Regions from separate parts of the Homo sapiens genome. Here regions 2 and 3 are each linked to region 1. A link is a loop called in an ENCODE intact Hi-C map of the cell type or tissue named here. Cell type or tissue: PC-9. All regions are shown on one strand. Region 1 overlaps INPP4B (inositol polyphosphate-4-phosphatase type II B). Region 2 overlaps INPP4B (inositol polyphosphate-4-phosphatase type II B). Region 3 overlaps INPP4B (inositol polyphosphate-4-phosphatase type II B).

Region 1 (8,000 bases):
TCTGGCAATGGGCTCAGCATGCAATCTGTTGGATTAACCGACACTTTTATGTGTGCAGATACCTGTGAGTTCTACATTTGACTCTTTTAAAAAGGGCATTTAAACAACTTTTCAGGTAGCGTTTTAATGTGAAGTTATTGGTTATAAGTTATAGTTACAATTTTCTTAATTTTGTCATCCAAAGATGGAGGGAACTTCAATTAGTCAGGTTAAAATATCTTTCAATATACCTGGTAGGTATACCATGGTAGGATTACATGTAAAAATACAGACCGTGATTCTGTTCAATTTTTACATAGGTTTACATGTCCTGGAAATAGATCAAATTTCAATTAAGAAAATTTCATGACTGTAATTATATTTTTATTATGCAGGAATGTTAAATTTTATTCTCACATATATTGAATTTTTTCTGGAGGAAATTGAAATAGCATATTAAGAATTCAGCAATTCTTTTATGTACTGTAGGTTTACTATATTTAGGCTTTCTGTAAACACAATTTTGTAAATTGAAAAGAAACTGGGTTATAAGGCTACTATACAGGGTTACTTATGTTCAAGGACAGTAAGAAATAAGTTGTAAATATATTGTTTACAGATTGGTTTTATTTTGGTTTATTTGATGTAGGAAATGATACAGATGTGATACATGTTGAGATTTAAAAGGATACAAATCTTGTGATATTTTAAGGGTTTATTACAGATTATATTTTCTATTATTTATCACATACCTACTATAATAACAACTGAAAGTACAGCATCATAACTTGCAGGTTGATTAATAAGTTAGTGACCATGCATTTAAATGAGAGTTAGAAATAGTTTAAGGCTAGTGATGAAAAGTACATGTAAATCTCACAGTGCCGAAATTAGGTTCTATGTCTGATATATACCATACAATGCTTTACAAAAACATATTCATAACATCAGCACAGTATGCTCCCAATGAGTATTTAAACTGCAAATCAGAGAATAAATCATTGAACATTTTTATGGAGAAGTGATTAAAAAGTAATTATTAAAGAAAAATTTACATGAAAAGAAGCTGTTATGGTAGTTTTTAAGAATGTGGCTTTTATGATTTTTTTCATTTGCAAAAAGTTCTTGGTCTTTTTAACTCTTCTGGGTATTAGTTTCTGTGCAATATTTTATCTTTTTGAAACTCTCAGAACTATAAACCACAGCATTGTCTAGAATCAGCTCCTGCTACTGTTCAAGGTCTTCCATCAATTCCCCAGCTATGTTTCTTACCTTATTTATGTCTCTCTTAACACCACATATTCCAAACATTCTTGTCTTTGCTTAGGTTTAAAGCTTGGCTTTGAATGTCTGGTCTGCTTTCTTCTTTATTCCAAAAACTATGTAACCTTAAAACTTCTCTTTAAGATGCTTTCTGAGACCTTCATTATATTACAACTCCCTTTCTCCCTTAGCCAGCCTACACTACATTCACTCACACTTAGTTGTGGTATCCGCCATACTGTCATTGATTTGCATATTCTGGTATATTCTTGTATGTATACATATGTATATGTGTGTGTGTATATATATATAATTTGATATCATATATAAAGGTGCACACACAGACACGGATTTTTTTCTTCAATATAATTGTAAAAAAGATCTTTCTGCCAGCCACGTTTACTTTTCCTTATGAGTAAAGCAGACAAATTTTGAGTGAATGAGCTCCTTGAATCTCCAGGATTTCCATTGAAGGTATATTTAAAAGACTAAAAGATCTCTTTGTAATAAGAAAGTTATAATTTTGCTATGTTTTGTATTAATTAGGACTACCTGGAGAACCTACTATGCTTTTATGACATCTTTTTTTTTAAGACGGAGTCTCTCTCTGTCACCCAGGCCGGAGTGCAGTGGCGCGATCTCGGCTCACTGCAATCTCTGCCTCCCGGGTTCAAGCAATTCTCCTGCCTCAGCCTCCCAAGTAGCTGGGACTACAGGCACGCGCTACCACGCCCGGCTAATTTTTGTATTTTTAGTAGAGACGGGGTTTCACTGTGTTAGCCAGGATAGTGTCGATCTCCTGACCTCATGATCCACCCGCCTCGGCCTCCCAAAGTGCTGGGATTACAGGCGTGAGCCACAGCGCCCGGCCTTATGACATCGTTTTAATAAGAATAAAATCTAAATTCCAATCAACTAATTTATAACACCACTGTAGGAACACATTCTCTTCACCAAAGGGAGACAGCTTAATTTTATCACTTACTGGCTTTGTGCCACTCCATACATCATTGCAGAAAAATCTAACCTGCCCTACCCAACAAAAGCATTTTTGTGCAAGAGCATATACTCTGCTCTATAGTGGAGTCTCTCTAGGCTAAGATCCTAAAAGTACTTAAATGCCAGGTATGGAAATGGAGTAGGGTCATGGTTATTTGGAAAGCTGAAAAGAAATTAGGCCTATTGGGTTTGGGGAGAAGCCTTTGGGAATTGGGGCTCTCAGAGAATTGGCAATTCCCAGTAAAAGACTAAAGTCTTTGAGGGAATTGGTTCCTTTAAGGCTTTAGCAGATCTGCTCATTTTTATTTCTGGTTTTGCAGCACTAAGATTACTTTGGAAGGAGAATCACATCATTGAAGACAAAGTGATCTGGGCTACAAATAATTGGTAACATGTCCACTAGATTTTGCAAGTACACGCTTGAACATAAATGTATGTTTGTTCTTCTCTTTCTCTCTCTCTATATATATGATGCTGAAAATCATACACACACACACACACACACACACACACACACACGAGATGCACTCCAGCCTGGGTGACAAAGTAAGACCCTGTCTCAAAAAATAAAAAATAAGAAAACTATATATATATATATATATAGAGAGAGAGAGAGAGAGAGAGAGAGAGAGAGAGAGAGAGAGAGAGAGATTATATATATATGTATATATATATATATATGTATATATATACACATATACAGTTGGCTGTTCATATTAATGGGTTCCACATCCATAGATTCAACCAACTGGGAATCAAAAATATTTGGAAAAAAAAACAGACAATAAAAAATAATACAAATTAAAAGACAATGCAGTAAAACAACTATTTATATAGCGTTTACACTGTAGTAGGTATTATAATCTAGAGATGATATAAAGTGTCTGGGAGGATGTGCATAGGTTATGTGCAAAGACTATGCCGTTTTATATAAGGGACTTGAACATCCGCATATTCTGGTACATTGGGAAAGAGGAAACCTGGAACCATACCCCACTGGGTAATGAGGGATAGCTCTCTATATTTTTAATGAATTTGATGTTTTAAAAAGTATGCCACTAGATGTCAGCAGCAACCTCCTAGGGGTCCTGTGACCTTAATTTGCTAACAATAAAAAATGATACTTCATTAGAACATCTTACCTGAGAATAGTAGGTACTTAATTTGAAAGTTTAAGAACTATTTTTTTTGCCGTACAAAGAGTAGGAGTGCAGGCATAAAATATTTTTGAATTATTTTCTAAACCAGTTTCTGTTCACATGTAACAAGTTATTTTTACTTCCAGTATTCTCTGTATCATTGAGATGACAATGACGAATTATGGGTGAACTTGAGTAATTTGTCAGGAATTGTACCTGATGCCAGAGCTCTAAACTTCTGCTTTGATACTTTATGATTCATTTATGCCATCATTGGATGGGTATTTGTGCTTTGGTTTTGTTTCATTCTGTTTTTGTAACAGCATTTGGTGCTATAGCCCATCAGAAGATTGTGTAGTATTAATTTTTCGGCATCCACATCTGTGCCCTTTTTACTTAGTAAATTCTATCTTTAATTTTTTTCCTTAATAATTTCTAAACTTTCATGGATCTCTGTTCAGTTGTTACAAGGTACTCAACTTTTGGATAGATGCCATAGAGTATTATGAATGTTTGCTCATGAGTTGACAACATCATCTAGAAATAAGAAAAAATGATATTTTCCATGGATTATAGTACATATAATTTTTTAGTTTTTAAGAATTAGTAAAAGTATCTCATTTTTTTCAGAAATTAATAAGAAAATTATAGGCTGGGTTCAATGGGTCATGCCTGTAATCCCAGCACTTTGGGAGGCCGAGGCGTGCAGATCACTTGAGGCCAGGAATTTGAGACCAGCCTGGGCAACATCGCGAAACCCCATTTTTACTAAAAATACAAAAATTAGCTGGGCATGTGACGGGCACCTGTAGTCCTAGCTACTCAGGAGGCTGAGGTGGGAGGATCACCTAACCCCCGAGAGGTTGAGGCAGCAGGGAGCCGTGGTCACACCACTACACTCCAGCCTGGGTGGCAAAGTAAGACCCTGTCTCAAAAAATAAAAAATAAGAAAATTGTAGTATTGGCCAATGTTCAATAGATACTAATAATGTTATTTTAAATAATGCCATTAATTTTTTATAAGGTTAGGTTTACATTAGCAGGAGGATTCAATCTAATTTGTTGGATCTTAAGCATGATTTAGAAATCAGTCATAGGTGATTGGGTGTGAGTCAACCAAGTGTGAAGCAGGTTTGTAAGTGATAAAGAGAAAGGAAGAGTTGTTCCCATTTCTCTCCCTTGGAAAAAAATCTGCTTTAAATCCATTCAAGATGTAAAGATAATTATAAAAACATTTGCTTTCCTGAAGCACATTGTACCAAGGAAAATATTAATGTAAATGTTACATCTTTATCATGTTTAAGATTTTTTTAGTTGGTATAGTGAGGTGGGGCTAACTGAGCTAGTTCATAGGCTCAGGGAATATGTACTTTCATACTGAAGTTGTTATATTTGAGGATTATTGGTTTAACTTCATAAGATTAACACTGAGTTTCTTAAATCTTACTGAGTTTTGCATCTCTATTTTAGAACTACCAGTAAAAAGGACTTAACAGGATTTTCCCCAAGACTTTGATTGTTATTCTTTAATTATGTTTACAGGTGATGAGGCAGACATTTGAAATCATGCTACAGTTACTTGGCATATGAACATCAATATGAACATCAAGCTAATGCTGTACCTTTCATTCATGAATAGCACTTGCTCGTGGCCCTGACTACCTATGCCATGAGAAAGTGCTATTCATGAACAGAAGGCACAGCGCTAGCTTAATGTTCAGTTAAGACACTCTTATCATTGAGCCTGATGCGGACGCACAAGTTTGCTTGATCTAGAATAGTCCAGCCTATGCTTCCCATACTTAACTCTCTAGAAGGGGCAAGGAATAAGATCCGATTGGGGCATCTGTCTTCAGTCTGCCACTTTCTTCGTAATTTATAGTTAAATGACAACTGCTCATGAGGTATTTTGAATAGAGAGCCCGCCAGTTTTAAACAAACTGTTTTAACTACACTTAAAAAGCTAACTTCCATTTCTATATGTATCAGTGCATTTCTTCTCAACATGTTCATTTGCTTGTACATTTAAGTGGATTAAGTTAAAACAGAGAGAATGGGGTTTCCTTTGGGCTATTTCATAAATTCAAACACCTCAATCTGACATTCAAAGACTGCTTTTCTGCTGCTGCATTCTAAATTTTCTCAACCTCATTTCCAGTCGATTCCTCACCCAGATGTTGCCTTGTAGCTATACAGCCTGGTTGATCTCATATGCATACGACTTACTTATTTCTACCCTGCTGGCTTTGCATTTACCATTCTTTCTACCTAGAATTTAACTTTTTTCTCCCCTTTCCTAACATCTTGTTCTTCGTTTCAGAGACAGAAGAGTGTACAAGGGGCAATTCTTTTTTTTTTTTTTTTTTGCTTTCTTTTTTCTTATTATTATATGTTAAGTTCTAAGGTACATGTGCACAATGTGCAGGTTTGTTACATATGTATACATGTGCCATGTTGGTGTGCTGCACCCATTAACTCGTTATTTACATTAGGTATTTCTCCTAATGCTATCCCTCCCCCAATTCCCCACCCCACGACAGGCCCCGGTATGTGATGTTCCCCGCCCTGTGTCCAAGTGTTCTCATTGCTCATTTCCCACCTATGAGTGACAACATGTGGTGTTTGGTTTTCTGTCCTTGTGATAGTTTGCTCAGAATGATGGTTTCCAGCTTCATCCATGTCCCTGCAAAGGACAAGAACTAATCCTTTTTTATGGCTGCATAGTATTCCATGTTGTATATGTGCCACATTTTCTTAATCCAGTCTACCATTGATGGACATTTTGGTAGCCAGATAGTTTGGGTTCGAATCCCAGACTGGTAACTTCTTAGCTTATTGCTTCCTGGCTGAAGCAAGCTATTTAAGCTCTGTGTCTAATATTGCCTTCTTCTGCAAAACTGGGAAAGAAAGATTCTTACATAATTTAGTTACTTAAGTGAGGATATTAATAGAAACTTAGAATAGTTACTGGTACATAGTAAGTAGTTAATGTATATTAGCCACTATGAATTCCATCAAGTCAGTTTCAAAATTCATCCTCATAAAATTTAGTCTCAAAATTTACTGTCCTTCATGCAGCCACTAATCTCATTAGCATGTATTTCAAGGTCTACCTGCCCACTCTATCAGTACTTTTACATTTGGTAATCTATACATTTTAACCACTTGGTATATTCATTTCCTCATCAATAAAAAGGACAGTAATACTTGCCATGGTCATACCTAGGGTTATTATGAAGACAAAACTAGAAAATAGAAATAATAAGATTGATCATAGTAACCATTTATCCTGCTCTTATGTGTAAGAAACTGAATTAGAGGTTTTACTTATGTTAACCTATCACTTAATACCTTATCCTCATGTTGGTAGCAGGGTTCTAAGAAGGAGAAGGCAGAAATGTGAAAGAGCTCTTGAGGCCCAAGGTTCAGAACTGACACAAATTACTGCATGCTACTGACCATTACAATTGGTTGGATAGAAGAGGCAGGGTAATTGAGGTCGTTTCACAATGAATATGCCAGAAATCCATCCTACATATGAAAAAACTTTAATACAATGAGATTTAAATACTTGCTGCTAATGTAGACTTGGGACCTCTACCTGGCCTGTTAGGAAACTTTACCTTTCAGGATCCAGTGATTCTGCAAGGATTGGGCACGTGCCCTGAGCAGAATTATTCATAGCCATAACATGAGAAATGCTATTTAAGAGAGAAAGATTCTTCTTTTAGGATCAAAATTGTCAGGATGTTGACTTATGGCAGCCAGTAATTTTTTGTTCTGCCGTTTGGGGAAGATAATGCAACAGTTAAAAATTAAAAGAAAAAAATTGAGAGATAAGAAAGAGCCAAGATACAGAATGAATGAGCAAGTATTAGAAAGATGCGATAGTATCATTTGGGTCACTGAATCTAGCCATACTTGAAGCCTATAGCTTGCTAATTTTTGTAGAATATGTATGTGTATGTTATTAAACAGGTTTGACTAAGGTTTCTTTTATTTGAGAACTAAACAATTTTAATTAATGACAATGGATTAGTTTGCAAAAATGGCCACAGCAATGTCTCCAGTCTCAAATGTTTTTCCAGAACCTCGTTGGCATCCCCATCAAGAGGTGAGGACTATTTTCCCCTCCCTTGAACCTGAGTGGGTTTGTGTCTGCTGTGTTAAGCACTGGAGAAGTAATGCTATGTGATCTCCAAATGTAGGTCATAAAGTTGACATAGAAGCTGCTTGCCTCTCTCTTTTTTGGGACACTTGTCCTTAGAATCTGGCTATCATGTTGTGAGAAAGTCCAGGCCTAATGGAGTAACCATTTGTAAGGTGTTCCAGCTGACAGTCCAGCTAAGGTCTCTGCCAACAGCCAGCATCATTTGCCAACCATGTAAATAAACAAATCTTCAAATGGTCTCAGCTCCTGGCCTTGCCACAGCCCAAGTGATAATGAGTGAAACAGAGAAAAGCTATCTCCCCATGGTCCCAGCCTAAAATGCAGATGGTTAACAAAACAAATGTCAATATTTGAAGCCACTAAATGTTGGGATAATTTGTTAGGCAGTCATAGCTAACTGCAACCCTAACTTCTCCCAGAGCTCCTTCCCAGGGCTCTCTTCTGCTACA
Region 2 (8,000 bases), 310 kb after region 1:
TATACATTTGTTCCTATTTTTCCAACAAATATCTCTTATGTTGGCAGCGATGCATGGTCCTTTAGGAAGTGCGTGCCAATTAAAATCTCCCACACAAAAGTTAAGGAGAACATAACACATTTTTGTTTTGTTTCTATAAAGACTTTAAAACCAGTGAACTGAGGGGAGAAGCTGTGGTTTGTTAAGAGCAGTGTGTGCTTGACTCCTAGAGTCCCAAGTCTTATAAAATATATGAGTGGTGACTTTGATAACCTCGTCTTTCAGAGTGATGAGAGTAACACATATGTTGGAGAGGAAATATGAGATGGCAGAGAAGAGAAGAAAAAAGAATAATGTCAAAGGAAAATTATAAAAAGCAGGCTTGCCCGATTGAAAATAAGCTAAAATGAGAGGAAGGACAAGATGAGAGCTACTCTCAATGAATTAAAGACTCAAAGATTTTACAGAGAATACAGAAGAAAGATGGGAGGATATATATTCATGGCCATAAATCAACTCAGCATGATATAGAGACATATTCTTCTAAGAAATAACCATAAACAGATAGTAGTGAAGAGAGTATTTCCAACTGCTTGTGCAATTCTCATTGTGTGGATATTAGTATAGGCAGGGACACTGTACATTCTGTCATTTTACTATATATAATTGAATTATCATGGATTGTAGTGCACTGAGCCTAGGAAGCATCCTCTTCTGAATGTACTCAGGAGATCTGAGCTGGAGAGGTTGACATCCTAGGCTTCAGAAAATTGCTGTCTTAAAATTCTTGAGGGGAAGGAAGAATAAAAAACAAAAAAAGGCAAAGGAGATTAAAAATAGAAAAGCATATTATACTAATAAAGTAATTAGAGGGGCTATTAGGCTTTTTAAGTGCTCTATATATCTTTTAATGTATGATATAAACTGATTTAATCTAGATGTAATCACTGGTATAGAATGTTAACTGTGAAACCATATAATGGAGTCCAATAATTTATTGGACTGGAAACATAACCTAAATTGGCTTATCAGTTGATTAGTGGAATCTAATTTTCTGAAGTACAAAGAGGAAGGACATATATGTGACAGTTTTGAGAAACCTGAACAAACATTAAGAATTTCTGAATAAAAAACTGCCCCCTAGGCTGCAAAAGTCTTTTGCACATCCTTAGGGAAATGATGTGAGATAAGAATGGTGCTATTGAGGGAGGTGGGAAGCCAAATGGTATTTCCCTAAAGCTCTGGGTTTTTTTGTTTTGTTTTTGAGACAGAGTCTCACTCTGTCACCCAGGCTAGAGTGCAGTGGTGCAATCTCAGCTCACTGCAATCTCTGCCTCCCTGGTTCAAGTGATCCTCGTGCCTCAGCCTCCCGAGTAGCTGGGATTACAAACGCGCATCACCATGCCCAGCTAATTTTTGTATTTTTTGTAGAGATGGAGTTGTGCGATGTTGGCCAGGCTGGTCTCAAACTTCTGACCTCAAGTGATCCGCCTGCCTGGGCCTCCCAAAGTGCTGGGATTACAGGCATTAGCCACTGTGCCTGGCCCCTGTTTGTATTAAGGCCACTTTTCTATTCTAGGATGCCAATGTCCTCTGTACTCTGGCCCTTTTTGCTCTTAACAGGCATGGATTTATCTCTCCCATTTCTCCTATGCAGTGTCTGTAGAGGGCATAAGAGGTGAGCTTTCATTAGATTCGAAGGTATGCTTCTATCAGACTATATTGGGCTCTAGCTGTAACATTTAGTTTTAATTGCAAGAAAAAGAAGCTTTATTAGCATCCATAGTCTTCCTTTTTGATGAAGGAAATGTACAGAGCAGAGAAGCAACTCTTTCCCTGACCCTTTGGGACATCTCAGTAGTTAAGCAAGTGCTCCCCTGTGGGCCATCATCCACTGAGTAATGGAACCCTAACCTCCTAGTTAAACCCCTGCTTAAAGGGTGAGTTGACCATTTACATGTAGCACATATGCTGGGAGAGAGAAAGTCAAGTTTGCTTTCTCCATTGTAAGTTTCTCATTTGGAAGTACCTCATTAGAGGTGAAAATTACAAGTGCAAGTGTACACATCTGATTTCACAGAAAGCAGCATATTAATGATGCCTCTGATTTTCACAATTAACACATGATCTAGTAAAGAGCTTTTAAAAATGTATATTTAGCTATCTGAAAATAAGGTGAAAAAAATCACAGGTATATATTTAACAAATGCTTTTATTGAAAAAAGAATAACTTTATATAAAATTAGGACCAATCTGGAATATCTTGAGCATATGATTAGTATAAAAATATAGGATAGATAAAATCCATTTTTTGTGTTAATGCACAGTATAACTATATATTAATGTCAATAATAATTTAAAGGGACTCATATATTAGCATTCTATATACATTACCTTATTGTCTTTATAGCAAATTTATGAAGTACATTCTTTTACTTCCATTTTGCAGATGCTAGAATAGAGATTCAAAGAGATTGAGTAATTCATCCAAAGTCATATATAGCTCTCTCAAATAAGGTTTTATCTTAAGTTAAAAAAAATTTCTTTATCCTCCATACACTATGGTATGTGGTTTCTCCTCTAAGTCTAAATTTCCTTTGGCTAATTTTGAGTACAGAATTGTAGAGATGTGGAAATTCTTGTCATATCCCCCTCACTGATTCCCACGCACCTGTGGCCACTGCTTTGTTCTGGAAGAAAGAGGATAAATTTTGTTAGATTCCATTAACAATGAATGGCAAGAAGAGAGATGAAGTAAGAGTGAGGCAAGAGAAAAGACCTCACTTCACAGAAGAAAGTTTTCTTAGGGGGAAAGAGATGGTCACTTGGGGTTGACCACCAATTCACAGTGCCTCAGTGGTTCACACCACCACTCTCGTGAAAGCCTGGGGCAGGCATCTGCTTGTTGACACCCCCCTTGTCTAATGTATGCTTTACAACTACTTGAATTCGAGCAGTGTTGCTGAACTCAAAAGCACCTGAATGAACAGTTGTGTTCTACTTCAAATTGATTATTGCTGAGACTGAGCTCTCTGATGTGAATCAAGAGGTATTTTTAGGCTTCCAGCCAAAATTGGTTGGAATGATAGAAATGATCATGGACTCAATAGCCTTCACCTGATTTTGAAATAATGGCCACAGGAAACAGAAACTGATATTTTATAAAAAGCAGTATTTTGGTATAGACAGTATCTTTGATTTCACAAAAATCCTGAAGAGTCCCACCTTTTAGCTCTGGACTCTCCAGTGAGAACTACTGGAGCAGAAGAAAATCTGTGCCCTCTTCCTAAGAGGCTAGGTAGTAGCTGTAAGCGTCAAGACTAGAATTTGGCAATTTCTATTCCTCAGAAAAACTTCTGGCCAAATCTATCAAACAGATGTATTTTGTGCAGCTGTTCCAGTGTTCACCTGCACAGTGACTGGGGATTTCAAGCTTTGGAGAAATCCTAAAATCAAGGACACAGTGGGCCTTCATTTTTTCAGGCAATGACTTTGTATAGAGGTTCCATCTTATGACATAGTGTAAGCTTTCCAGTTTGTTCAGTGCCTAGCCCTCCCTGGACATATTGAGTCTTTATTTGTTTATTATTTTTTGAGATAGAGTCTCAGTCACCGGAGATATTGAGTCTCTTTATTTATTTATTTATTTATTTATTATTTTTTGAGAAGGAGTCTCGCTCTGTTGCCCAGGCTAGAGCACAATGACGCAATCTCGGCTCACTGCAACCTCCGCTTCCCGGGTTCAAGCGACTCTCCCACCTCAGCCCTCCGAGTAGCTGGGATTAAAGGCACCCACCACCATGGCCAGCTAATTTTTGTATTTTTAGTAGAGATGGGGTTTTGCCATGTTGGCCAGGCTGGTCTCGAACTCCTGACCTCAAGCAATCTGCCCTCCTTGGCCTCCCAAAGTGCTGGGATTACAGGCGTGAGCCACCGCATGTGGCCCCCTCCATTTATTTTTATTATTATGCTTCCACTGAGGATTTCCTTCTCGTAGAGTGAAAACTGCCTGGCTCCTGTACAAATATGAGCTGGGGATGCCTGTAGGCATCTCACTCACAGCTACTCATAGTAGAATGTGAACCCTCATGTTACTAGTTACCATAGCAAAAGTAATCAGGAAATAAAAAGTCACTTATTGCTCTTTATTTTTTTTCTGATGACAAGTCACAAATTATGGTTTAAAAATATATTCCTTCTGTATTATTATTTTTCCCACATTTCAATAAAAAATACACTGGATACAAGCACACTAGAATCCCCATCTATCAACATCCTGCATATTTAAACTCTTCTGAGGTCTAAGAACACTTTTAAACAATTCAATACTAAGCAAAGCCATTAAGAAGGCAGAAATTAAAAATCTACTGATGAATGAAGGATTGCAGTAGCATTTGTTTGTTACTGACCATTAGATTGAAGTGGGTAGAATTCTTAAATAAACAAAACGAAACAGAAGCAAAATCCCAAAGCATTGCTTTCTTTTAGTCTTCTGAGCTGATGAAGGCCACAGATGCAGGCCACTCCTAGAGTAGAATTATATTTGGTTAATGAGCAGTGGTAAGTATAGCTGGAAGACAGATATAACTTTTTATTTATTTATGAGACAGAGTCTCATTCTGTCACCCAGGCTGGAGTGCAGTGGTGTGATCTCAGCTCACTGCAACCTCCGCCCCTGGGGTTCAAGCAATTCTTGTGCCTCAGCCTCCCAAGTAGCTGGCACTACAGGAGTGTGCCACCACGCCCAGCTAATTTTTGTATTTTTAATAGAGATGGGGTTTCGTCATGTTGGCCAGGCTGGTCTGGAATTCCTGATGTCAGGTCATCCTGGCCTCGGCCTCTCAAATTGCTGGGATTCCAGGCATAAGCCACCTCACCCATTCACTTTTTTTTTTTCCTGAAAACAGATTTTTCAGGATTCTTTATTGGCTGCTAAATAATTCTCATACGGATTAGATTTTATAGTGATCATATGAGTAATATCTTCACAAAACAATCCAATCACTCATTATTTATCAGCCGTCTGGTGGGACTGATTCAGTATGTACAGATCCATGATGTGAATAGGTTTCACCTTATGAAATGCAATGACTCATGTACTAATTTGGTATTTATGAAGAAATATTGGACCTGGTAACAGCTTTTAAAAAGCTGAGTATGACTGAGTCAATAAAAACAATTTTACACAATAATAAAACACCAGATATTGGTAAATGTTGATATTAATATATATTAGTATGATATTAGTAAACTTTTTTTTTGCATAGAAAAGTCCATTTATAAAAAGGCCCAATTTCCTCACTTCCACCCTGAGAGGTAGGTAGATAGATGAGGCAATTAAGTGTCAGAGTTTGTGACTTACTCAGTGCCACAGAACTAGAAAGCAGGAAATCTGGGAGCACAGCTTAGGAATTCTGCCTGATCTCGGGTTCTCTCCAGGATATCATGCTGCATAAGACTTAGGGTACAGTAAATCCTCTGAGCTGTAGGAAGAAAAAAGTGCAGCCCAAGATGTAACTATTATTGTTTTCCTGACAAGATGTAACCGTATTGTTTTTAGATGTGGAATATAATAAAAATACAAAGCATCATCATTATTTTTATCAGTATTAGGGAATGTGCAAATTGGGTTGGACAGAACATTTCAGTGTAATAGAAATTTTCTCTGTTTTTATGGGGAACGAGGGTGAGAGTCTCTCTGATAAAATGGAGAACAGCTGCTCATTTCTGGGAAATAACCACAGCCCACAATCAAGTCTGATAAGAACTCAGAAAAGAAGTGACTTATTTTGAGCAAAGGTGTCATGAGCTCACAAGGTAAAAGATGGGGCTACAAGCAGAAAGTGGGCAAGATGCCTGTATTTGAAACACAGTGGCCTCAGCTTTAAAATTCTGATAGATATATGTCAATATCAGGAAACGGAAAAAGAGCTGTTTACTGTAAGCAGAAAACCAACAGTTGAATTTTATGAGCAATAAAATTAAACACATTCATATTGCAAGTAAAGGAAATGATCAAAATAACCACCAAAGAACAGTGAAAATCTAAATCTAGCTTTTTCTTTCCTTCCGGTGATACGTTGACATTATTGAAACCTGGCACCAGTATTTTTTAAAACTCTAAGTCTCTTGGGTTGAGTAATAATCGTGGTGTGGCGGTGGGTCTTCCAAAGAGAGGTGCCATTGTGCAGGAGGGCAGGTCGGCATGCCAAGAAGAGAAATGAAGCCAGTGGGGTAGGATGTAAGCTACCAGAGAATTCTAGTAATGTAAATGTGAGCACTTCATGTTTCCAAGCCTCTAGTTCTAGTTCTATGTAAAACTGAAATAATTCAAAGCACCATTTTAAGGAATAGAGAGATAATTAGCAAAATGCCTCAAAAATAGTAAGGGTTAAATACATTGTAGCTATTATGTTTTTTCCATACATGCTTTCATAAGCTCTCTTCTGTTACTAGAGGCATGTGGTTTATATAAGGAAAAAAAAGTATATGACAAAACGCCATACAGAAGCAGCAGGATCTGAAAGTCTGGTAAGAAGTTAAGCAGTTAAATAATTTTCCCAGTGTTGCCTAGCTATTTGAACTGGACTAAAACCAAGCCTGTTTCATTCCGAAGTTCCTGCTTTTTCTATCTCCTTGTACTTCTGAAAGAGATTATCTGTAAACAATTGAAAGGTGATAATTGCATCTATACTTTCCTTTGCTTTCAAGTTTCAGATTTAAGCCATATTACCTTTGTTACCAATGGTAAGGACCTTGCAAGCTCTGACCACAACATACCTTAAATACCTCATCTTTCTCTCCCTTCCTGTTATGGTCTGAGAAGTGGGGTAGGGATGGTATAGAACCCTGCATGCCCTCACCATGAAATCAAGGACCCAGGGCTACTTCCCCCATCCATAGCTCCAGCCTGCAGCAAGCCACCAGCCGAATTTAACTTGAACCACCTCTAGTGAGGGCACTTTACATCTCAGCAACTCAGCTGAAGGGAGTAAAATTATTATTTCAAAGGTGGGAGGCGAGGGTGGCGGGGATAGAGAGGAAAGTCGATTCAGACTTGCTTAAAAGGAATATTTTTCTGGATTTTTCTTCCTCAAATTGGGGGAATGATATGTGAGAGGAGAAAATATTCAAGTAAATATGGTATGGTGGCGAGGGTCTGTAATATGAGCCTGGTGTCTCAAGGGAAAGTTTTTAACTTTTGTGGCCCCTGGGCAAGAATTAACCCATCTCCTCCAGGCTTAGCTTGAATTCCAGACCAGGGCTTTAAAAATCCTACCTCTGCTTCCTCTTCCCCTGCTTGTGTGCTGTTGTGGTTGAGAAACTGCTCTCCTTGTTTCTGTTGGTGTGTATTACTGTGGGAGGCCAGTTCTAGTGAATACATAGGTAAGGACCAAGTATGAATTCAAACACTTGATCTAATCCAACCCATGTCAATAAGGAACACCAAAGTTTCCCAGATATGGCCCAAATCAACTTTCACATCCTCAAGGAGTGTGACTTAAAGCCCAGGGCTTAATGGCTAATTAAAGTCACTGAGGTTTCTGAGCCATGTGTGCATAGTCACGCATTAGAGCTGGGATCTCAGACCAGTAAAGACTTGCATGAACTGCAAATGTGGTCAGTGGAAATGAACTCTCAATTCAGCTCCACAGCACGTGACTTCCTATTTCTGTAAGGTACTTCCAAGGGACTTCCTCTGTAAAACCAGCCTGAGCCCCAGGAGATTTCCTTCAGTGCTGTAGCTAAGTTCACTTTCAGCCCGGCGCAGAAGTTTTCCCTGAGATATGGTGTTAGTTTCTTTTCTTTCTGTCTCCTCTGCCGTTGCCAGCATGCAAGGATCTCGTGGCTCCTGTCCGTGATCGTAAACTGAATACACTGGTGCAGATCTCCGTAATCCACCCCGTGGAGCAGAGTCTGACAAGATACTCCAGCACCGAAATTGTGGAGGTGAGATGCTGTGTGCCTACATTAATCTCTCTCTCTCTCTCTCTCTTGCTGGCTCGCTCGCTCTTGCTCTC
Region 3 (8,000 bases), 250 kb after region 1:
GAATATCTTTGTTACTTTCCTGCCTTGATAATCACTCTCATACTATCTGTCAGTGGGGTTTTGGAGTCTTTCACTATTATTGTGTGGTTGTCTAAGACTCTTCTTAGGTATCTAAGAACTTGCTTCATGAATCTGGGTGCTCCTGCATTGGGTGTGTATACATTGGATAGTTAGGTCTTTTTGTTGAATTTGACCCTTTACCATTTTGTAATGCCCTTATTTGTCATTTTTGATCACTGTTTGTTAATGTCTGGTTTATCTGAAATTAGAATAGCGACCCCTGCTTTTTTCTGTTTGCTTGGTAGATATTTCTCCATCCCTTTTCTTTGAGCTTATGGGTGTCACTGCATGTGAGATGGGTCTCTTGTAGACAGCACAGTTGGGTCTTGTTTCTGTATCCAACTTGCCACTCTGTGCTTTTTAATTGGAACATTCAGTCCATTTACATTTAAGGTTTGAGCCTGTCCTTGTGTTGTTAGCTGGTTATCATGCAGACTTGATTGTGTGGTTCCTTTACAGTGTCAATGGTTTATGTACTTAAGTGTGTTTTTGTGGTGGCTGGTAACAATCTTTCCTGTCAAGATTTAGCACTCTCTTAAGAACCTCTTATAAGGCAGGTCCGGTGGTAATAAATTCTCTTAGCATATACTTTTCTGAAAAGTATCTTATTTCTTCTTTGCTTATGAAGCTTAGTTTGGCTAAATATGAAATTATTGGTTGGAATTTCTTTATTAATGCTGACTATTGTCCTCCAGTCTGTTCTGGCTTGTAGGTTTCAGCTGAAAGGTCTGCTGTTATCCTAATGGAGTTCTCTTTGTAGGTGACCTGTCCCTTCTCTCTAACTGCCTTCAATATTTTTCCTTTCATTTCAACATTGAAGAATCTGATAATTATGTCTTGGGGATGGTCTTCTGGTGTAGTTTTTCACAGGGATTCTCTACATTTCCTGGATTTAAATGTTTGCCTCTCTAATAAGGTTGAGGAAATTTTGTGAATGATATCCTCAAATGTTTTGCAAGTTGCTTACTTTGTGCTTCTCTCTTTCAGTGATGCCAATGAGTCATAGATATGATCTCTTTACATAATCTCATATTTCTCAGAGGTTTCATTCTTTCTTCTCTGTTGGTTTTGTTTGTTTGTTTTTTGTCTGAGTTAATTTAGAGAAACCGTCTTTGAACTCTGAGATTCTTTCCTCCTCTTGGTTGATTTTGCTGTTAATACTTGCAATTGTACTATAAAATCGTTGAAGTGGATTTTTGACTTCTATCAGCTCAGTTTGGTTCTTTCTTAAAATGGCCATTTTACCTTCTAGTTTCTGTACCATTTTATTATATTTCTTAGATTCATTGAATTGGGTTTCTTCTTTCTTTTGAATGTCGATAATCTTCATTCCAATCCATATTCTGAACTCTATTTCTGACATTTCAGCCATTTCAGCCCAGGTAAGAACCATTTCTGGGTAAGTAGTATGGTTGTTTAGAGGTAAGAAGGACACTCTGCCTTTTTGAGTTGCCAGAATTTTGCACTGTTTTTTTTTTCTCATCTGTGTGAGCTGATATTCCTTCAGTCCTTGAAGTTGCTGTCCTTTAGATGTTTTTTTGTTTGTTTTGTTTTGTTTTTGTTTTGTTTTTTGGGGGTTTTTTGTTTATTTGCTTTTATATTCTGTGATGCCCTTGCAAATTTGCTTGTGGTATGAGTTCAGTCGACTAGTTTTGATTCTATTCTACTCCTGGGTCTTGGAGGTGTCCCCTCCAGTTATTGTCTCTATGCCCAAATTTCTTTTATTAAGTGTTCTGATCAATGGGGCTCTCTCAGGCAAGGGCCACAGTTGGCAGACAGGCCATATCTTTTCTGGGTCAGTTCTAATCTGCTGTAGTTGTGCTTCCTGGGAGATCACAAGGTTGCACCTGCCCACAGAGTGCAGACGGAAGCAAAACTGCTGGTCTAGAAACTCTAGCAGGTGTGGCCTATCTGGCTATGACAGGTGGGTGTGAGTGGAGTTTCTTACCTTACCATCCAGGTGGTTTCTGGGGCAATAGGAGGCTGTGGTCTTTGGCAAATTTAAGTAAAAGTAAAACCACTGGGCTGGAAGCTCTAGCAGGTGTGGCTTGCCTAGCTAAGAGAGGTAGGGGCAGGTGGAGTCACTTATCCAGCCATCTGGATGTTTCTCCAGACAACAGGTGGCTGTGCTCTCCGGCTGAGTTCACATAGAAGTGGGACTGCCGGGCTGGAAGCTCTAGTAGGCGTTGACTGCCTGGCTACCAGCAGCAGGAGTCAGTGGGGTAGTCTGCCCTACTGTCTGGGTGTTTTCCTGGGCAACAAGAGGTTGTGCCCTCCAGCTAGGTTCACACAGAAGTAGGACTGATGGGCTAAAAGCTCTAGTTGGTGTTGCCTGCCTGGATACCAGCAGTGGGAGTGGGTGGGGTCACTCACCCTGTGGTTACTCACCCTGTGGTCACCTACCCTGCTCTACAGGATTTTCTCAGGACAACAGGAGGCTGTGCCTGCCTTCTGAGCTCAGACAGCAGAAGGATCACTGGGCTGGAAGCTCTAACAGGCATTGCCAGCCTAGCTACCTGCAGTTTGAGGCAAGGGCAGGGTCACTTACCCTGCTGTCTGAATGTCTCCTGGGACAACAGGAGGCTGCACTCACTGGCTGAGTTCAGACAGAAGAGGGATCATCGGACTGGAAGCTCTGGCAGGTATGGCTAGCCTGGTTACCCGTAGTGAGAATGGAGAGGGCCACCTGCCCAGCTACACAGATGTTTCCCAGGACAACAGGAGGCTGTGTCCACTGACAGTTCAGACAGAAGTGGAACCACTGGACCGGAAGCTCTAGCAAGTGTTGCCCACCTGGCTACTAGTGGTAAGGGTGGGTGGGGTCTCCTGCCCTGCAGCCCGGATGTTTCCTGGGACAACAGGAAGCTATGCCTTAAGGCTGAGTACACACAGAAGCAGGAGCACTAGACCAGAAACTAGCAAGCATTGTCCACCTGGCTATCCAAGGCAAGGGTGGGTGGGGTCACCTGCCTTGTCATCTGGGTGCTTCCCGGGATAACAGGAAGCTGCACTTTCCAGCTGAGTTCACAGGGAAGTGAGTCTGCTGGGCTGGAAGTTCTAGCAGGTGTTTCCCATCTGGCTATCTGTGGGGGTCATGGAGTCACCAGCCCTGCTGTCTGGGTACTTCCAAGGACAACAGGAGGTGGTGGCTGCCAGCCAAGTTATGGCAGAAGTGGGACCGCTGGACTAGAACCTAACATGGGACCTTGTCCAGTGAGCTGGGTGGAGCAATCTTACTGCTCTCAGGCACCAAACTGCGACCTCTGTTGGGGCTATTGTGCTGGTGATGGTCTGCTCTGGGGCCAAAGTCTTTTAGAGTTCCCCTTGCACTTTGAGAGTTGCCTCCAGAAAACATCTGCCTCAGTCTAGAAGCATGGTGGGGGGCCGTGGAGTGGGCCAAAGGGATGATCTCATTCCCAGTCTTGCATTTGTCCCTGTAGGCAGTGTGTATCCCCAAGAGGGGTCTTACTCATCCTTTTCCATTTTGGAGAGGTTCTGCTGACTCTACATTAAGCCCAGACAGGGTGGTGTCCTGCTTTGCTCCTTTCTGCTCTCTGCGTTCCTCTGCTGCCTTGATGGATTCTGATGTGGTTGCTCAGATGATCAGCCTGCAGGGTCAGTGTTCACTAGCCCTTTTGTTTCCTCTAGAAGTAGCACTTGTTAGCGGCTTCTAGTCTGCCATTTTGGCCTTTCCCCCAAAAAGGAAATATCAACTACAAATCAGATGACACTGATCAGTTTTATTAATTTTACTTAGTCATGTAGCTAATGTCCTAAGGGATCTAATCTTTATTAGAAATCAAGTCATCAAATGTTGAGAGTCTAAATTGTCTTTATTATTTAATTTATCTGAGAGACCTTGATTTTGTTGGTAACAGGATTTAGGAGCAGTACCAAGACTGATAATTGGTATTCCCAGAGTTCTAGTTTTGTGTAGTTTTTACTATTTTGTTTTGGGTAGCTACTTCAAGAAAAATTCATAAAGTAGAAAAGTTTTTCTTTTCAAAATACAAATGTCTGCATTTTGTATTGGATTCCAAATTTCCTTTTAAACTATGACCTCATGCAAGTTTGTATTCTTCTGATGGGGGGTCAAAGAAATAATGATCTGAAGAGATACAGTGCCTCTGATTTAGTAATTCACATCTTTGCTTTGGAGAAACAGGTGGCCTACGGAAATCATAGATTGATACAGACTCAAAGGAAAAAATTTGTGCAAGTAGGTATAAGAATCTTTTGAGATGGGGAGCTATGTAATAATTCTGAGGCACTGGTATTGGGGATCTAAAATGGGAACATAAAGAATATTCATATATTGGAGATACATTTGGGGAAAAATATTTCAGAAATATATTTTCTTTTTCAGTATTAAAGAGGAACTTTTAACAGTCATATAATCAAGAGACAGAATGTCTGCTTTTCTTCCAGAGATAGTACTTACTGGGTTCGGTATCACTGACAATGACAACTTGGTCAGGGTATGGGGTAAAGGTAATTGAAATAGCAGATGGGTAATTGGACACAATGACTTTTTTTTTTTTTTCCTACAATGATCTTTACAGTACTTTTGTAGCTTAAGATTCTGAGATATGCATTTTTTTCATTTGATGCTATAAGCTACTGAAGATAAATTAATTGTTCAGATTTTCTTTTTTTCTTCATAAATGTATTATTTTCTCTTTACTAAGTAAGACATACTTTTCCAAAGAATTTAAGAATTCCTAGAAATGTTCAACAAAGTGAAAATTTCACTGTAGTTTTGCCACCTGTACAGTCAGGTATACTCCAGCTAGTTTAAAGGAAAAAGGAATTCCTTTGAAAACATTAAGCAGGGTGAACTTACTCAATAAGCGTACTGCTAAGGCCCACAGTGCTTTCAAAATCTGAAAAAAAATAATTTGTAGGTTGAAAGATTTTTATTCCATATTAATATATCTTTATACCAATGCAGTCATAAAATATTATTATATAACATATACGTGTGTGTGTGTGTGTGTATACTATGGAGGAAGGGGCTGGTGAAGGCAAAAGTGCCTAGGATCCACTAAAATCCTAAAGAACAGAGGCTCAGGCTTGGATTGCGGGTGCTCAGGCTTGGATTGCGGGTGCTCAGGAGCTCCAACCCCAGCTAAATACACACGAGCACTGCTCCAAAGAAATCTCACTGTGACTGCTGCTAGCACAGGTATCTCTGCCTACACTGCTGATGCTGGGCCTCAGGGCAGAACCTCTGCCCCCACTGTCTTGACAGCTGGCAAAGGCGTCATTTCTCAGAATGGGTTGCCAGATGGATTCTTTTTCTGAGCTGAAGTCTTGAACAATGGTATCAGAAAAGCCTAGGCCATATATTTGTTCTGTATGTATAAGGAAGACTAAGAAGTGGATTTCTAGCATCCGTCTTGGTGATGTGTGAACTTGTAAGGTGGGATGTTTCCTTGACGTAGGAGAGATGTTCCAAATGTTTTGGACAGCCAAATCCACCAAACAAAAATAACTACTGCCAACACATTGACGTATTTGCATTTAGACTTTCTGGTATGCTAGGTTTTGTTTTCATTTAATGCTTTAAAAAAAAAGCTATAGCTGTAGAAACATGAACACTTACTGTGAGATAGGTATAGCTAACATTGTTTGAATTATCTATTTTGATCGTTAATTAAAAATAACAGCATTTGGTGATAGCCAGTATTGTCATTTTCCCATTTTATAGATGAAAAAAGCAGACTTAAAAAAGGTAACTTCTTCACGGAGATAAAGTTAAAGAATAGTAAGATGGAATTTTACACGGAGTTTTACCTGCTACACAAACCATAGTCATAAATGAGATATACAACTTTTAAATACAGCTTTTTACATTTAACATTTTGGTATAAGCCATTTTAAACTCTTCATTAACGTCTTTTTAATAGTGACCTAACATTCCATCAAATTAGTTAATGCAATTTATTCAAAGATTCCTCTATTGTTGAATATTTAGGATGTTTCTATTTCTTTCCTACTTTGGTCATATTGTGGTAACTTGTGTATATAACTTTTTTATACATTTAGGATTATTTCTCTAGAATGGAAACCCAAAATTAGAATTACTAGATCAAAGAATATGAAAACATATTTTGAGAAGCCAATGTCACACTTATTTAATGATGAAGAAACAAGCTCATTAATTTATTCAACATTCGACATATTTATTGCATGCCTCCCACATGCTGGCTGTGGTACTTGTAATATCATGATAAATATTTGACAGTCGTTTGTCTAAACAGCATTATTGTATAGTGGGTATTAAAATAGGATGTGCCTGAAATGAGCATCTTGTGCTAACCACATATGGTGAGAATGCCTCCTAGATTTTCTGGGACAGGGTAGGAACACTTTTAGAGTTCTTAGAAAATACTCTTGGGAATGTAGGAAAGTAGCATTCAAAGCAATCTCAAAATAGCATCAAGTATGAACTTTTTCTTCTTTGCCAATTTGTTAGATGAAATACTGTTGATCATTGTTTATAATGGTTATTTCCTTGAGTATTAATGAAGTTGAACATTTTTCATATGTTTATTCATGAATTGTTTCTTCATTGTGAAGCATCTTTTAAATATTTCTCATTTGATATTTAGTATTTGTACAAAATAGATTTTGGTATATTGCCTTTGTTGCAAATAATTTTATATCTGCTCCTATTTTTTTTTAAACTAGGGAAGTTTTTATGTAGCCCAATCTGCTATGCGTTTTCTTTATAATTTCTTCTAGCACTTATAAGCTTCAAAAGTAGAATTGACCCCTCCAAAAAAGTGTGAAAATTATCAATTCCATTTTTCTTTACTTTTTATTTTGTATTTTATTTGTATTTACTTCCATAATACATCTGGAATTTATATCCCTGTCTAATGGAACATAATTTATTTTATTCTAAAAGGATAGGCAACTGTCTCAACAATCATTAAATACTTCATTTCTTTTTTATAAATTTGTGGTGCTCACTTTATTATACATTGGGTTTAGGTTCGCTATCTATATGCAACCTTGGAGTCCTATGCCCATTTATATCAATTTCAATTGTAATAAAAATAATTGTTAATTTTTCCCCACCAGACATCTGAAGGAATTATATTGTCCCTTTAATAATTAGTGCAGTGCTTGGCATATGACAGGCATTATATATTTGTTGAATGAGCAAATGCATAAAATTGAATGTTTCTGGGATACCCATGTTTTCCCACTAATCTGTAAATCACTTTCTCAGCCATTTCTTCACTGTGTTACATGTTATGTCACAAAATATATTTTATCATTAGAGCAAAACATTTTATTAATATTCAGAATATTCTTTATGATCTAGAATACTTTCTTCAAATGAACTTTGGAAAATTTTAAGAGCTTCTAAAATTACTTTCATTAGAATTTTCATTGGAATTATACTAAAAATATAAATTAATTTGGAAGGAATTGATATTTATGCTGTAAATATTTCCCCACTTACACGTGTTACAGTTCTTTACTTCTCTTTATAGCTTCTTATAATTTTCCTTACAGAGTTATTCATAATTTCTTTATTGATTTTGTTGTTACTGCTGTAGTAATTTGGATTATTATAGCTGCTATTGGGAGCTGCATTCTTTTGGAAATTTTGTTTTCTATTTTTTGCTATTATATAGAAAAGCTATTGCTGCAAATTTACCTTGCATCCTTGAACTTTGAGTTATTTTATTAATTCTAATAGAATTTTTTTTTTTTTACAGTTTTTCTGTTGACCTGAAGGCTATGTTGAGAATGCCATTGTCAGCTTAATTCTACTTTGCCTTTACAATTAGGGATGGAAACTGAGCAACAACTATAAGATTTTTAAAACCTTTGGGAAATTAGATTTAATTTTAACATTTATCTTAAAAATAGTTTAATCTAGATTCTAGTAGCTATATGTGAATAATTTCCAAGACACATAT

What was found. Hi-C counts contacts between places; a loop is a spot of excess contacts. Peaks named below come from ENCODE experiments on the same cell type or tissue, not always from the same donor. Only the 100,000 strongest peaks of a DNase experiment are listed, where the experiment ranks them.
Region 2: a loop joins it to region 1, with 13 times the contacts of the local background. A loop is called at or near these places in 8 of 110 quality-filtered maps.
Region 3: it touches region 1 in a loop (7-fold over the local background); 3 of 110 quality-filtered maps call a loop at or near these places.

The regions. Positions count from the first base shown.
Region 1 is chr4:142,715,654-142,723,653 of GRCh38, reverse strand. All of the region lies in intron 2 of INPP4B (inositol polyphosphate-4-phosphatase type II B), which reads left to right. Among named protein-coding and RNA genes, the nearest start is that of INPP4B, 130 kb to the left of the region's middle. In PC-9, a CTCF peak has its summit at 3,297 (motif pointing right); a DNase peak (open chromatin) is centred at 3,603; H3K27ac peaks cover 1,532 bases.
Region 2 is chr4:142,405,135-142,413,134 of GRCh38, reverse strand. INPP4B (inositol polyphosphate-4-phosphatase type II B) reads left to right here. Exons shown (of 26, transcript NM_001101669.3): 6 at 7,811-7,929. Among named protein-coding and RNA genes, the nearest start is that of INPP4B, 440 kb to the left of the region's middle. In PC-9, no CTCF peak of the experiment used is centred here; DNase peaks (open chromatin) are centred at 4,034, 4,974 and 6,684; H3K4me3 peaks cover 1,925 bases; H3K27ac peaks cover 5,598 bases.
Region 3 is chr4:142,468,928-142,476,927 of GRCh38, reverse strand. The region is part of intron 2 of INPP4B (inositol polyphosphate-4-phosphatase type II B); the gene reads left to right. Among named protein-coding and RNA genes, the nearest start is that of INPP4B, 370 kb to the left of the region's middle. In PC-9, a CTCF peak has its summit at 3,353; DNase peaks (open chromatin) are centred at 1,077, 2,337, 3,047 and 3,667; H3K4me3 peaks cover 5,453 bases; H3K27ac peaks cover 6,764 bases.